2 separate regions of the Homo sapiens genome follow, and region 2 is linked to region 1. A link is a contact called in ENCODE Hi-C data. All regions are on one chromosome and are shown on one strand. The core of a region is the stretch at or near the end of the contact, and the rest is flanking DNA. Distances in the headings are between cores, read along the strand shown. Region 1 has its middle 28 kb from the start of SUB1. Region 2 overlaps PDZD2 (PDZ domain containing 2).

Evidence for each region. Hi-C counts contacts between places; a loop is a spot of excess contacts on that map. Pooled maps may share reads with other maps.
Region 2: a loop to region 1 is called in a map of mammary epithelial cell, with 5 times the contacts of the local background. The contact joins two enhancer-like sites. A Hi-C loop is called at or near these places in 5 of 168 maps with a recorded cell type or tissue (K562, OCI-LY7, mammary epithelial cell and 2 more), 2 of 37 single-sample maps with no recorded cell type and 10 of 50 pooled maps.

Annotation. Positions count from the first base shown.
Region 1 is chr5:32,611,854-32,614,553 of GRCh38, forward strand. No RefSeq gene overlaps it. Among named protein-coding and RNA genes, the nearest start is that of SUB1, 28 kb to the left of the region's middle. Within about 2 kb of position 1,403, at least 3 of the 41 ENCODE cell types and tissues checked have a DNase peak (open chromatin) inside an H3K27ac peak, as active enhancers do.
Region 2 is chr5:32,094,268-32,096,967 of GRCh38, forward strand. The region is part of intron 21 of PDZD2 (PDZ domain containing 2); the gene reads left to right. It overlaps LOC105374711 (a long non-coding RNA gene), which reads right to left. Exons shown (of 4, transcript XR_007058716.1): 4 at 1-2,700. Among named protein-coding and RNA genes, the nearest start is that of GOLPH3, 79 kb to the right of the region's middle. Within about 2 kb of position 1,255, at least 4 of the 41 ENCODE cell types and tissues checked have a DNase peak (open chromatin) inside an H3K27ac peak, as active enhancers do.

The DNA.
Region 1 (2,700 bases), core at 153-2,652:
AAGAAGGGATCTTCACAGTTTGACCCCCCGATTTAATAGGCAAACTTGTATCTATTCCAAGGCTACATGATCTCTTTGTGTTGTCTCACTACCAAAGATGATCAAGATTATCAGTAGGAACATGAGGTTATTGGCAATAACTAGGGCTACTGCCTATCTCCACGCAGGGATGATTTCCAGTGGCTGCTGTTCCACTGCATTCTCCTTGACAGAGTGGGTATTCATTCCTAGCACGTTCAACCCCAAGCAAAACAAGGTCAGAGTTGGATGGGGAGATTTACAAGTTTTTGAGGACTTGGGCTGACAAACTTGAAGAATGGCCAGAGCAAACTCTCGAGGCAGGTACACAAGTTGGAAATCAGACTTCTAGTCACAAGTGGCAGGCCTGGAAACCTTGACAAGTCATCTCAAGGGATGATGTCGACCTTGGCCGTAGACAGGTCTGCATTCTTGATGTCAACCTTGGCCATAGGTCTGCATTCTTGTGGTCTGCCCTTGGCCATAGACGGGTCTGCATTCTTCTTGCTGTCTGCCCCAGTGGTGCAAAAGTCTTAGAGGGGGAAGAACGTATTGAAAGCTAAAGGCTTTGACAATTTATGTGTTGGTGATAAGCTGGTCTTTGTTAGCACTGTCCTAGTGAGGCTGAAGGAATAAGTTTCTCTGCTGAACTTTCACATAGGTTGTAGCTGTGGCAGGGCTCATCAGGGTTGGATTCTCAGATCTCTTAATGGAAAGCTTTGATATATTTCATGTGTGTTTTTAAATAGCATTCAATGTATGTTTAAATATAGGAGTGTCCTGTGAGTGGCTCCCGGGGAGCAGCCGGAAGTGTTGTACTCGGCTGTCTATTGTGTGTGGGAGAGTCTTTCTGTTGACTGTGGATCTCATATTTATGAGGACTGCATGCAAGGATTGCCTCTCGAGGTCTCGTTTATAGATTGATATCAGCCAGGTATTTTTCAGAATTCTGTTCTGCCATTCCACTGCCCTCCTGATTCTGGGAGATGTGGGCATTGAAAAGACTTTGTAGATTTCCTTTATAATTTGGCCCGGATGTGGTTGGCTCCTGTCACTATTATTGAACAAAGGCTCTCAAATAGTCTTCTTGATATAACAATAGTTGTAACAGCTTTGGTGTTTAGAGATTACTTCTATTCAGCTGGGAAGCCTCCCAACAATAGGCAAAACATGAAAATGTCTTCATTTGTGTAAGTCAACTTCAATTATTTATAGATGTCCCCTACAAAGGAGAGTGAGTTGCCTTCTCTGTGGACTTGATAGATAGGAAAGGTCTGACAATTCTGCCCGTCTACACTGGAAAAGCGCCTTATCACTTATACACTGCCAAGCGCCTTATGACCAGCGTGCCATTGCAAAGATCACGCAACCAGCCAGGAAGAAGATCCTTGGGCGCCACCTAGTGTCCATCTCGGGAATATCAAAGGCGACTGCATTGCTTCTCAAATTGTGGTTATTTCCAATGGGTTGTGGATCACTACTTTTGTTAAATACAAATAAATGATTAGAAAAGCGTATAAAAATACAAAATACAAGTCTGAATGTTTTATTATTAGATTTAGCAATAATATTTTAATAAATCAAAAAACGTGAAGAAAAAGTAAAAACTGCACAATGTTCATTATCAGTATAAACAAAACTAAACAAAGAGTGAAATGGTGGAAATAGCCATTGAAATACCCACATTAAATACCTAGACTAGTTTTGAACAACATGATATATATCAATATTTAGTTTTTAATGTGATAAATGAACTTGTTTCTTGTTAAAACTTAACTAGATTGAGTTGATGACAGTCACAGGGGATAGTGTCTATCTAAACTGTTTCTATGTTTTGTTTTAATAATATGTATAGTAAATAAACCAGCTCACAGGGAAATATTATCAAGGGTGGGGGAAGATACTTTATTTTATTTTTTGAAACAAGGTCTCACTCTGTCACCCAGGCTGGAGTACAGTGGCTTGGTCATAGCTCACTATAGTCTTGAACTCCTAGGCTCAAGTGATTCCCCCACCTCAGCCTCCCAAGTAGCTGGAACTACAGATGCATGCCATCATTGCTTTTTTTTTTTTTGACTTTTTGTAGAGATGGGGGTCTTGCTATGTTACCTGGACAGGTTTTGAGCTCCTGGGCTCAAGCAATTCCCCAGCCTTGGCCTCCCAAAGCGTTAGGATTACAGGTGTGAGCCACCATGCTCAACCAGGATATTAATTTTTAACTTTTATATAAAATAAAGTGAGGCTATATTTTCTAGTATTTTTCTTCAATCCTTCATAAATAGCCAACTCTAACAATTGGCTGAGCATGGCCAATTGGAATGCCATCAGTGAAGTATTTCCAAAAGCACTATTCTAAACACAATCCAAACTTGATTTCTTCAACAGTGGGATTGTGAGTTTACCAGGAACATGAAGAAAGGTTATCTGGCAGTGTTAGTGCACATTTGGTAGCGTTTGTTAGTGTTAGTGTTAGTGCAGGCTAATACTCACTATGTGCATGGAGGCTTCATAGGTCCAGTCGGCGGGCGTGGACTTCAAATAATCTCCACCTCCCGGGTTCAAGCGATTCTCCTGCCTCATCCTCCAGAGTAGCTGGGATTACAGGTGTGTGCCACCTTGCCTGGCTAATTTTTGTATTTTTAGTAGAGATGGGGTTTCGCCATGTCGGCCAGGCTGGTCTCA
Region 2 (2,700 bases), core at 5-2,504, 520 kb before region 1:
ATTGACAGAAGAAACCACAGGTTCACATCTAGGATACTAATCTGAAGATCAATTTCTTGGGGCTATACGTAGAGATTTGAACCCTAATGAATGAATATTTTCTATTTAGAGAAATAAATATGAATGTTTCTTTAGTGGTAGTATACCTGGGTCACTGAAGTCATCTAAGAATGCTGTTCCAGAAATTCAAATATAGAGGGGCTGTGTGGTTTCTCAGCCAACAGCCAGCCTTGGCACCTAGTAAGGAGTTGGCCAGGAGGCGAGGAGAGAGGTTGGAATAAAGGAGACCAGTCCCTTCAGGTTCCACTCCCTTCTGATTCTCAGCCGCTGATTTGGGTCTGTGCAGTTAAGACATGCCTTGACAGGAGGATCATCTGAGGCCAGGAGTTCGAGACCAGCCTCATCAACATAGTGAGACCCCTCATCTCTCAAAAAAAAAAAAAAAAGATTAAATTTAAAAAATTAGCCAGGCGTGGTGGTATATGCCTGTAGTCCTACCTACATGGGAATCTGAAGCAGGAGAATCACTTGGGTCCAGTAGTTTGAGGCTCAGTGAGCTATGATCGTGCCAGCGCACTCCAGCCTGGGTGACAGAGCAAGACCCTGTCTCTGAAAGAAAAACAAAATGTCTTGAGATGCTAAGCACTTCCGCTTTCAGTAAAAGGGAATAGCCCCTCATCTCTCTTCCTCCTCCCACTTGTTATTACAATAAGGAAGGATTTCATGTGTGAAAGTCTCATTCTGAGACCACCAGTCAAGGGGGCACAGGTGGGGTCACACGTTGCCAGGCCCCCTTTACCCCAGACATTTTAGTGTTAGATGAAATGTCAGAGGAGAAGACCAGACTGTCCAGCCAACCACAAGCAAGATGTACATCTTCAGGAACCTCAAACAAAGTATGGCCAGCATGCCACAGTGCTGCCCGAGGGTGGCTTATTCTAGGGCCTTCCTCACCCCCTACTACTCACGCTCACCACGAGGCAGGGTTGTGGTTTGGTTTGAAGATCATTCCTACATATCAGAACACGGCGTTCTTTTCCCTTTATTTTCTCACTGTCTTCAGAGAGGAGCGTTGAGCAGGGCTATCCTTACTCTGCCATCCTCAGTCTAGAAGCTTCCTGCCTTGCTTTTTCCAATGAGTATGGTTTGCAGGTACTAAAAATAGAACTGCACAAAACTATTTTCTGTGTCCTTGGCAGTGCTGTGAGAGATTCGAGGCTTCGAGGCTGAAAACAAACCCTGGCCTCCTGACTTCAACACACCCAAACCTTGGAGAGCTCTTGATGGTTGATCTGGCCGCCCTGAGACTGTGCTGAGGCTCTCAGAGGCAAAATTTGGCGCAATAGTCAGCTTCTAGCATATCTGTGTCCTTAAACACCACTGGAAAAAAATGTGAATACATTGAAATTTTTGTGATTTAACTTGTCCTGGAATGCAGGAGGGCCTCATTTTCTTTTTTTTTTTCCTTCTCCTTTTTTTTTTTCTTTTCTTGAGATGGAGTCTCGCTCTGTTGCCCAGGCTGGAGTGCAGTGGCGTGATCTCGGCTCACTGCAAGCTCCACCTCCTGGGTTCACGCCATTCTCCTGCCTCAGCCTCCCGAGTAGCTGGGACTACTGGTGCCCGCCACCATGCCCGGCTTTTTTTTTTTTTTTTTTTTAGTAGAGACGGGGTTTCACCGTGTTAGCCAGGATGGGCTCCATCTCCTGACCATGTGAACCACCTGCCTCCGCCTCCCAAAGTGCTGGGATTACAGGCGTGAGCCACCGCACCCGGCGTAGGAGGCCTCATTTTCAAATATTGTCTCTTTGCTCCCATAAGACATTGAAATATCTGAGAAGTGTTCCTATTTTCAGCACCACATTACCTCCTAGAAGCTGGACAAAGACCATTTACTGGGTCCCGTATTCCCATTTTTGTTTGGAAAGCTTAGTCAACCTCTTTCTCCCCATCAATCCGTGTGTGAGCATACATATGGTTGAAGGTGCCCATGAAGTCAACCTCCCAACTCCCCCAAAAGTTCTGCGGGACAGTCTAGGTTTTGGTTTGAGTGAACTTTGGGGGTTTTTTGAGACAGAGCCTCACTCCATCACCCAGGCTGGAGTGCAACTGGCATGATCTCCACTCACTGCAACCTCTGCCCGCTGGGTTCAAGCGATTCTCCTGCCTCAGCCTCCCAAGTAGCTGGAATTACAGGTGTCCGCCACCACGCCCGGCTAATTTTTGTATTTTTCAGTAGAGACGGGGTTTCGCCATGTTGACTAGGCTGGTCTCGAACTCCTGACCTCAGGTGATCCGCCCGCCTTGGCCTCCCAAAGCACTGGGATTACAGGCGTGAGCCACTGCGCCTAGCCATGCTATTTTTTTGGCATCAGTTAATTAATTGTACCTGAAATCCAATGATGGGGAGGGAGATGTAGAAAACATGGCCTTGATATGCTCTTATCCTGCCTCTTGCCACTGACGCTTATCTTTCTGCTGTTGCTAGGACTGGCTTTGCTAAATTGTAGACTTAAAGAATTACAGAATAAAGGATTCCCATCATGATCAAATTATGTACTATGATTTTTTTTTTTTTTTTTTTTTTTTGAGACAAGGTCTCACTCTGTCAACCAGGCTGAAGTGCAGTGGCGTGATCATGGCTCACTGCAGCCGTGACCTTCCGGGCTTAGGTAATCCTCCCACCTCAGCCTCTTGAGTAGC